2 separate regions of the Homo sapiens genome follow, and region 1 is linked to region 2. A link is a loop called in an ENCODE intact Hi-C map of the cell type or tissue named here. Cell type or tissue: gastrocnemius medialis. All regions are shown on one strand. Links, peaks and the distances in the headings refer to the core of each region. The heading gives the core; the rest is flanking DNA.

Region 1 (6,280 bases), core at 1,409-5,408, 560 kb after region 2:
ACAGTGTATTGTGACCTAGTTCCCACTGGAAGAAATATTGTTTATATGTTGGTGTAGGAAATCTCAAGCTCCATGTAGGGAGCTTGAATCTCTCTCCATGCAAGAATCTCTCTCTCTGTTCATTAAATATTTGTTTAGTAGTCAGTGATCCCATGTTGGGTCCTAATGATTACTGTATGTTTTCCTGAGTGTTCACAAACTGTTTTATAATCTGTTCTACAACTTTTTAGGGAATTAAGATTAGGCTTATGGATAAAGTTTCTTCTTTAAATTTAAGTGTATTTGCCTCTCTTCAATCATTGAGTTCCTTAGCATTTACCTTTACTTTTCAAATTTTATGAAATGTAACAATTTAGGTCTCTTGCTGAAGAAGGGTGCTAAGTGCTGGCAATAATTAATCAGTCCTTAAATCTCTCTAGGGCAAGACTTGGTATACACAAAGGCAGCCAGTTAAGAGCCTGTTGTGTCGGAAAGATGCTGCTCAGGAAGTCTTCATTCCTTGGACTTGCAGTCTCTTTGACTTTTCCTTGGTTCCAGGGTTTCTTAGACATGGTCCTCAGGGTCTTCTAGTGACTTCCTGGCATAGGACTTCATCTACCCTTGTTGCTTATGTCAAAAACAGAATGTGGTTAAGTAACCACTAATTTATATTTTTACTATTGATCTACAGAGGTTATCAAGAATTTTGCTAAGGCTTGAGTTTTAAAAGTGTTTTAATGGCAGTTGGAGATCTCCCATTATATAATTGGATCACTGTCATCTTTTATTAAATATGTGAAGGCAGAACTGTGCAATATGAACATTCACAAAGTAGTCTAATTTATTTGTAGACTCTTTAATATTTTCAGAAATTCCCTGTTGAAATCTTTAAAACATAAGCCCTCTTTTATATTCATGAAGATATAATCATCACTCCTAGTTTTTGTTGGGGTACACTTGTTTTAGTCATTCATGTAATTTTTAAACCAAATCCTTGCTTTTAGAAAATCCTTAAGTTTGTCTTTCTGTCTTCTGGTTTTTATGTCTCTTATTTTTCAGCCTTAGAACTCTAAAGCCAAAAATCCTATTCTGACCCTAATGACTTGTCCATGATCCCAGAAGTTTATTATGAAATATATTGTAATAATTGCCAATGAAAACAAACAGCCTAATTGCTACTACCTGTTATAAAACAATGTCTTACATAGCTCTCAGCATTTAACAGTTATGTAAAAGAACACAACTCAGCAGAGATTATCTTTCTCCTAAGAGTTTTTAGAAGAGAGAAGAAATCGTAGACAAAAATATGTAAAAACACTAATTATAGAAGATTCTGTCTTTGTGAAACAAACATGGAGAAATAAATGTCAAAGGGAATCCTCCATTTTTATTGCTGAAACGATTAGGGCTTTTTTTAGTCTGTCACATTTAAAGTATAAATCTCTCTTGACATATCTATTTGCATCTTAAATAAATCATTAACATGTAAGTAATATGTTGACTTAGTATTTACATTCAAGGGTACCAAACTGTTTTACTCACATTAGCTGACTTTTAAGTCTCTGAATTAGGTATGTTTGTTCTGGGTATTATTATTATTCCTACTTTGAGTCTTAAAAGAAGGAAATAAAAGAACAAAAAGGTTAACTACATCTTTAGACTTGTATTAATGTGACTGTACAATGTAACAGTGGAATTTCAAGACATTTTATAATTAGCTTGCTTTTGAATGTTATTTACATATGTAAGTGCTTTGTGTAATTGATCTTATTCCTATGTTTTACTTTGTTTTCTATTACTTATTTTCTGACTGAGTCAAAAGTTAATTTGTGCCTAATTTAATACCATTTGGGTTAAACTTTTTGGGATAGTAATATAAATACAAATACTCTCAAGTAATAAAAATGTCAGTTATTAGATCAAGTAATTATATAATGACATTTCTAAAGACCATTACTTCTATTTTAGGTTAGATTTATTTGTTGAGTTCTGTGCATTATCCTCCCTAAAACTAACTCTAAGATAATACTTTAAGTTTTTGTATGGAACTTTAAAGTTTACAATACCATGTCATGCATTTTCAATTTTATGTATTGGTATAGGCCATGGCCACATAAAAATTGACTAGGTATAGTTAATTCTCAGTATTTCTTTAAGTAATCTTAAATTGCATGTATGCCAAACCAATTATTTTACATTACTACTAAATATCAAATATTTTAGAAGTCCAAGAAATTGAGTTCACAAAATCCTTGTATTTTCAAAGACACACACACACTATTATTTTTGTTGAAGGGGAAAGAAAGATCAGACAATAGAATCCCAGCTTATTTCTACTTGTATAAATCAAGTCATTTAAATAAATGAATTGTGTATGCTGACCTGTTCTACCAATGTGCTACTGGGGATGTATGAAAAAAAGATGTGCATGGTGGTGGAAGTAGAAAGAGGCATAAAGCGTATTGGAAAACTACCAAATGTCCCCTGCAAATGGGCCCTATTCAGAATCAGTAAGCGTATGATGAGTGAAGTGGTTTTGAATATCGCCTTTAGATTCCATGCTGTTACAAGGCCAGCCCTGAACATGGCAACTCTTATTTCCACACACAGTACCTCTTCACTCTCAATTTAACCCCCAAATCTGATGAACCCATTACTCCATACTTGATTTCATGGAACAAGGAGTAGATATAGTTACAAATGATCAATCACAAGCCGTGAACCAAAGCAGCAAGGCATTAACAATTCACACCATTTCGGTCCACTTGCTCAAGCAGAAGATGTGCCAGCATATTTAATGCACAGCTACTTCGTTCAGTTTAAGAAAAAAAACATGACTCAGGCTGCATTTTCAAAATGGAGAGGACTTTCTAAGATTTCATACCTCCTAAGCCTTAATGTCAACATTCATCCACACATCAGCAATTAAAATAACCAGGTGTCCTATAAAGGTCATAATGTCCAAATTAAATTTTACTCAGGTAAAAACAGTATGACCTATGAAATTCTTCCTGCAATGCATCACTATTCTGTTTGATCCTGTCGTACAAATCAATGTCTCTTACAGCAGTATTATAACACTGTAGACCCCACAGGCAATATGCCGTCAGTTTAATAGGATCACTGAAAAACTAAAGCAGCTGTGAAAGATTGCTCTAAGTATAGCAATCATGTGCTTGTCATTTTGTTCAGTGGAGGAAAAATCCAAATTTGGGTAGGCATTGGTATTTAAGAAAACCACTGCTAAATCTTTTCTCATAAGTACCTTAGGGACAATAAGATTTGACATATAGCATGTAAACAAAAGTACACAGCAGCTGTTAGTTTAGTTTTGTTTGGATAAAAATACACTGATATAAATCAAGCAACACAGGAGACAGTGTGTTCTCCGTCATTCAATCTTCCCTGCAGACCATGCTTTTGAATGGTGTCTGATGGTTGCTGTGGGACCAGGAGCTTTCCAACTATTTCGTAAAGCTGGATAAGGAACATTAAAATACACACATACCTTGGCACTAGCTCAAACTCCCTGCAGTCATACTTCCTGGACTGGGAAGCAGTCACATCTTAGTATCTTTTAAAAACTTACCTTGTTTTGACCAAAGAAGACTTTTTAGGTCAACTTCATTTAAAAAAAAAAAAGCCAATTGAATAGGTTGAATTGGTGGGAAATTCCCAAATGTCTTGGTGTATTTCTAAATGATATCTTGTTAGCAATAGCCAAGTATTTTAGAAGCTGGATCTGCAGCTTGCTGCCAAAGAATATATAGAAGTTTCTTTATAGGTAACTATACTCTGGGCAGTGTGCTTTTCTTTCATAGTCTCATGTACTCTGACTGAAATGTGAAAATTACAATATTATGTAAATTATGGTTATGGATATTTAATTGGCGTGACTTAATTTTTTATTGTAAGCAAGTTATTAAAGCCTTTGATTATTCCCTGTGCTTCTTGAAATGCTATTAACAAAAAATCCTGATCTTTTTAGCTTTCCATATTTGATTGAAATGCAGTATGCACATGGCCCTTTCAATGTAGGATGTTGCTTTTGGAGAGGGATATATATTCCCTCGGTATAGATCATGACAGAATATTCCAGTCTAAATCTGATAGACAAATTTGATTAGCTTTGTGGTTTCTCTTTAGAGAGATTTTTGGTTCCTTATCATGTACTGCCTCCATTATGTATCCCAAGTAAGTTCACACTTCTTATCAGTGATGAAAGTTTTAATAGAAGATCCTCTTGAAGCCTGAACAGTTTATTTTCTTATTTAACATTTGAACTCATTTTTGGGGTTCTTAGAAGAAATTACCTTTTTTATTTAAAAGAGTTATTTTGACCTTAATCTAATATTATTGCTCTGTCATTTAAATTTTATTATGTGCCTTTTCCTATAGAAGCATGATTTATGACAAGGTAGGATAAAGTACATAAGAGTTTTCCAAGGACTTTTTAAAAATACCCATCTCTGGCCTTCTCCTGTCTAGTTAATGCTTCCTTCCCAAATCTTATGGCTTTCTTTTTATATTTATTTTCCTCCTTAGTCTTCATAATCATATAAGGAAAATTAAAATAAAAACAATTGCACACATCCTAAATATGCTTTGAAATTCGGGTATATTCATGTTTATTTAACAAATTCAGATCAAATTTTTTTAGGTTATAGAAAGTTACAGGTTCTAAATGATCATGGATAGTTGTAGTTATGTTCTTAAAACTTACCCAGAAGACTGTCTACAGTATATCTGCAGTACCATTTATTCATCTAGTAGACATTTGTTGAGCACTGCTTTCACTAAACTAAAAAATATCGTGACTTCAAACTCCAAAAGGTTTTAGGATTTACTGGGGGATGAAAGTGGGAGGGGACAAGATATGGACTAATACAAATCAATAAGAAAAAAAAAAAGAGAGAGAGAATGCTATGGGAGGCATAGAGGAGGGAGCAATTAATTCTACCTAAATCATTTAGGATATTTTGCCAGAGGTGGTAACATTTGATATGAGCCTTGAAGGACAAGAATATATTAATAGGTGGGGAAAGAGGGGAGGAAATGGAAAAGGAATGAAACAGCGTGAGTGAGAAAGGTATTGGTTGATAATTATGAAATGAATATAGCTACTAGTTTTGGTTATATAATCTGTTTACCTATGATGCTCACTACCAGCTCTGTCCAGTGGAGTTACTCTTTTTTGGTCACATGATTTATCAACAGCCTCAGTCTTAGCTCCAAACTCATTGAAATGATTGGATTAATTTTAATTTTGCCCTATAGTCATAACTTGAGATGAAACAAAAGGAATGAAAAGTAATCATCCACATAACTTTTCACCTTTCCAGGGGTGGAAGTGATCCCAATGAAATGATTCCATTTGACTGATGTCTGCATAATTGCTAAATTTAAGGGATGATTAACTTCCAAACCATTTAATATGAAATGTTGAGGGTTAGCTTAATGAAAATACACAAAAGAGAAGTTCTTACCACAATCATGCAAACAGAAGAAACTAGGTAGAACACCTGTAATAAAGGCCTTTCACATAAGAAGAAATGTTTATGTGTAGTTACGCACACAAATATTAAAAGACCATAGGATAACTTTCTTGAATGAGTCAATATTTCTACATAGTAGTTTGAATATTTCTACATAGTAGTTTGAAGACAGAGAAGCACATGGTTGGAAGGACACAAAAATAATAAGGGAAAAAGAGAACTCTACATAAAAGAGAAGAAAACCATTGGTTAAGAGCACTTATGAGCTATGATTTGGTATAGAATATTAGGAATATCCACTAAAACACTTAAATAACTAATTCACATCCAGTTAAAATCTATGGGTTGAGGTTAAAAAGTAGAGCGACTTCTTTTTTAAAAAATCAATTATTCAATAATATTTTAAAAGTATGTTTTAGGCCGAGGCTCCTTTTTAAATGGACAGTTCTTTAATTCTAACTGCTTAATAAATATTATTATTTTTTAGTATAACGTAGGCTGATTTATACATCATTTTTAAGTACTTAGGCGTATCATTTTCTTATGTTTTCTGTACCTTCCTAGTTAGTGGAAACATTGTTTGTTCTTGGAGTGTGCTTTGTCTTCCTTTTCAAGAAGATCATCAAAGTTACTAGTTTGCAGCTTCTAAAAAGAAAGAGCCTTCTAATCCCTAGTTCAGAGGCTAACCTTTATTAGTGCTCTGGTGGTTATAATGAGGACCCTGCTTCCTGCAGGGAGATTCTGGAATACTGAACAGATTATTCAACAAGTTCAGAGCAGATTCTGAAGTCCCTTATAAAACCTGC
Region 2 (4,038 bases), core at 39-4,038:
GGAAACAGATTGGGGATATTCCAGTACTTTGTTTCAAGCCCCAAAGGGTAGATTTTGTATGCACTGCAGGGCAGAGCTGAGTGACCCTCAGATCGCCCCAAGAGGTTGAGTGGATCAATTCCTAAAGAACGGAGATTCTCCTGTCCTAGCCCCAGGTCCACCTCGGTTGGGAGTTCAGGCCTACCTGATGCAGCTGCCCGAGGATTAACTCCTATTTTCTTGCTAACAGAGCCCCATATTCGAGCCCCGTGGAATCCCGCGGCCCCCAGCCAGAGCCAGCATGCAGAACAGTAAGTGCCTCTGGTCTTTCTGGGACTTCGGGCTCGGGGTGCGCGGACCCGAGGGTCAGGGGAGGACACAGGGACTCGCGACGCCCGCGCTGGCCCGGCCGCCGACCGACTGAGGCCCGGGGACCTGCGGCGGCTGCTCCCCGCTCCGCGCCCGGCAGCCCGGGAGGGGAGGGCGTTTGCTTGGCTCTTCTCGATACTGGAGAAGCAGGGGCTGGGCCCTTAAGAACAGCCCGCCCGAGTTTTCGAAGCTGCGGTAGAGAAACCCCATCCCCCCCAAATCCTGTAACTCACACCCCCTCTCGCCCCTGCCCGGGCTCTGACCCCGGAGAGAGGGGCTGGGCTGATCAGGGCGGGGCGAAGTCTTCTCCTAGTTGAGCGAGAAGGAGGCCCCTTTGGGCTTAGCCAAGACTGAAAGTCTCCACCAACCCGGCGGGGTTGGGGGCTTCTCTCCCCAAGTCACTCTCAGGGCAGCTCCTCCCCTCCTCACCCCACTACGGGCCTAGAAGGGATGGGGAGAGGAGCCCCCAGGCCTGCAGCAGGGTAGGGGTGGTAAACTCGCTGTTACAGGGCGCGGGAGAGAGCACGGTTTACTGGGTCTGGTAAGGAGGTGCCCAGGAATTGGAAAATCCCTGCCCTGGCAACTGCAATTGCTTGGGTCCTGATAGTCCCAGGCCCAGAGCGCTTTTGATACTTATGGCCCTTGTACCTCCCTGCTTTCCTCTGCCCAGACCCCGTGGGGTCCCACCCACCTTCCTGTTCGTGGTGGGTGCTGGTACGCGGCAGGGCTAGTCTAGAGCTCCGACCTGGGAGCCTGGAGGCCCAGCGAAACCAGGCCCGGTTTGAGGTTACGGTTGAGGCACACGGCGTCGGGGCTCAACTGAACTCAAAGTGTGGAAAGGCCCGGGTCTTCCAGCAGCCTGCCCTGGCCGAACCACACAGGCTTAAGGAGGGTCCCCAGCACCTTATCCATCTGTTTTGGAAACGCCGGTCGCCCCCTGGTGCTTCCGGGGCTGGTAAGCGCGTAGCTGAGGAAAGGGCACAAAGGTGGCGAGCTTTGCGGGAGTAGTTGTGCAGAACCTGCCGGACCCCAGGGCTTGGCCGGTAGGCTCGCCTTCGGCGGCTGGGCTCTCCCCTTGGAGCTCAGACTCCCCAGCCGCAGGCTGTCTCTCGGGCGGGCCCCAGCCAGGGCGCGCAGCCCTGAGCGTTTGTCGCTGCGGCCCGGCTGGCAGGCCCCGAGGGGCGCGGGGTCGCGGGCCGGCCGGCAGGGCTTTGTGCCGCTCGTTCCCGGGTGTGCGCGAGGCGCGGAGCATCCAAATTGACACCATATGTTTTCCTATTAGTTGCTTCGCGGTCGAGTTCTAGGCGCATAATCATCGCCAGTGGGCGAGAGCGCCAGCAGTCCCTAGGGAAGGGACACAATGATTGAGGCTTAACCTCTGAAGGGGAATTTGGAGCTGCGCTTTCTCTCTGCCATTTCGATGCTGGGAGTGGCGCTCTGGCCCTGGCGTCTCCTGGGCAAGCACCAGCCGGCGGTATCTGCGGAGGTGGCTGGCACGTTGTTATTTTTTGAAATGAGTGAGGAGGGAGGTCTAGATTTAGGCGGCCTTACGCGCCCGCCTTGGCATTAGCAGACTGGGAATTGCCGTGGCTATGCCCGAAGTTTGGAAAGTCTCTCTCGGTCTCTTTCTGGGACAGCCTTTCTTTTTCCGGGAAGCTTCCTGTGCCTAGAGGTGGGGCTCTGTAGCTGGAGGGGTAGATGGAACTTGCGAAGCAAAGGAAGGCAATAAAAGGAAGTTAGGAGAAACCGGAAACGTGGGCCAGGCCTTGCTCTGTTGGAGAAGCGGTGTCCCCGCAAAGTCCCTGCTTGCGCTGGTCCCGGCCGGAGCCCAGATCCCCCAAACGCCTGTCACTTCTCATCGAGTTGAGGCTCCGGCCCCCACCCGCGCCTTGGTGAGGGCCCCCCCTCAGCCCCAAGCCTTCGGCTACCCTGAAAACGCGGCTCCCCTCGAAGGGGAAACAAGTGCAGTTCAATCTCGTCTGAGTGATCTACAAATAAGGACGGAAAGGGTCGTTTTATCACGGTCCCGTTTGTCGTGACGATGCAATTTCCCGGAGCGGAGCACTGTCACAAAGTGACAAGGCTGCCACAAGCGCCCCGACTGATCTTTTCAATTAGCCTTCCATGCATGATCCGGAGCGACTTCCGCCTATTTCCAGAAATTAAGCTCAAACTTGACGTGCAGCTAGTTTTATTTTAAAGACAAATGTCAGAGAGGCTCATCATATTTTCCCCCCTCTTCTATATTTGGAGCTTATTTATTGCTAAGAAGCTCAGGCTCCTGGCGTCAATTTATCAGTAGGCTCCAAGGAGAAGAGAGGAGAGGAGAGGAGAGCTGAACAGGGAGCCACGTCTTTTCCTGGGAGGGCTGCTATCTAAGTCGGGGCTGCAGGTTGGAGATTTTTAAGGAAGTGGAAATTGGCAATTGGCTTTGTGTGTCTGTGGTTTTTGGGGAGGGGGACTACAAAGAGGGGCTAACTCCCTCTCCCTATTCTCTAAGGTTGGACCACAGGGATGAGGTTGTGAGATACAAAGATAAAGGAGGGATGGGGAACACTATGATGTGGTATTTTTCTTTTCTGTTTTTTCTTTTTGATAATATCTATCCTTGGCTAAGGGGAGGGCGGAGTTCAGCGGCGGAAATAAAGCGAGCAGTGGCTGGTGCGAACCGACTCCCGGCTCTAAGCCTTACTTGCGGTGGCCGGACTTGTCTGTGGCTGAAGCCGAGCCCGGGCTCTGACTCTCACGTCTGCACTGGAGGTGCGGAAACCTGGACTGGGGTTCACCAGCCACATACTGGCTGCTCTGGTTGTTCTCTCCTCTTCCTTCTTCTATTCTAACCAAACAAAACCCAACTCGATGCTTGTGCCAGGCCTTGGCCAGTTTGGACGGTGATGGAAACATTTCTGGATTTTAGCGTCTAAGGGAGCACTCAAGGGCTGTAAGGTTTGCTATCACTGTCCCAACACTGCAGAGACCTTGAAGGTTCAGTGTGGGATCTGTAGAACCCATGGTTTGCGGTGACACTCAGAGGGGATCTTTGGGAGATTTATAGAGCCGGTTCTTAGCGCTTTGTGGGTTCAGAGGCTGGCTGCAGTGTTTATGAAGAGGGGCAGTGGGCTGGGGACACTGCTGGGGTTATGGCTGTAGTGAGGTCCATGTGTACTTGTTCCTTGGCATGTGTCTGACTCTGTGTTGCTGCTGCAGTACAGTGGGCAGGGGCACGGTTGCTTGGACTGGGCTGCCCGATGTCTGGCATGGCTGGTGGTCCTGTTGTCCTTTATTTGATCGATAGCAGGGAACTGACCGCCGAGGTTGGCACAGGTTGGCAGGGGGATGAGGATGCATTGTGGTTGTCTCCTCCTCCTCTCCTTCTTCCTCTTCCCCTTCCTCCTCTCCTTTCTGTTCTTGTTCTCCCTCATCTTCCTCTTCCTTCTTCTCCCTCTTCTTCCTCTTCACTCTGCTCTCTTCTCTTCTTTTCCCCTTTCCTCTCCTCTCCCTTTCCTCAGGTCACAGCGGAGTGAATCAGCTCGGTGGTGTCTTTGTCAACGGGCGGCCACTGCCGGACTCCACCCGGCAGAAGATTGTAGAGCTAGCTCACAGCGGGGCCCGGCCGTGCGACATTTCCCGAATTCTGCAGGTGATCCTCCCGGCGCCGCCCCACTCGCCGCCCCCGCGGCCCTCCACTCT

Evidence for each region. A loop is a pair of places that touch in the nucleus more often than their neighbours do. Peaks named below come from ENCODE experiments on the same cell type or tissue, not always from the same donor. Only the 100,000 strongest peaks of a DNase experiment are listed, where the experiment ranks them.
Region 1: a loop joins it to region 2, with 3.0 times the contacts of the local background. A loop is called at or near these places in 1 of 110 quality-filtered maps.

The regions. Positions count from the first base shown.
Region 1 is chr11:31,243,809-31,250,088 of GRCh38, reverse strand. The region is part of intron 8 of DCDC1 (doublecortin domain containing 1); the gene reads left to right. Among named protein-coding and RNA genes, the nearest start is that of DCDC1, 120 kb to the left of the region's middle. In gastrocnemius medialis, for the core only: no CTCF peak of the experiment used is centred there; a DNase peak (open chromatin) is centred at 3,468; H3K27ac peaks cover 696 bases.
Region 2 is chr11:31,802,654-31,806,691 of GRCh38, reverse strand. PAX6 (paired box 6) reads left to right here. Exons shown (of 14, transcript NM_001368894.2): 4 at 230-290; 5 at 3,858-3,988. The coding sequence starts at 281. Among named protein-coding and RNA genes, the nearest start is that of PAX6, 6.6 kb to the left of the region's middle. RefSeq lists enhancers at 496-1,165, 2,334-2,549 and a silencer at 2,334-2,549. In gastrocnemius medialis, for the core only: no CTCF peak of the experiment used is centred there; no DNase peak of the experiment used is centred there; H3K4me3 peaks cover 2,462 bases; H3K27me3 peaks cover 3,945 bases.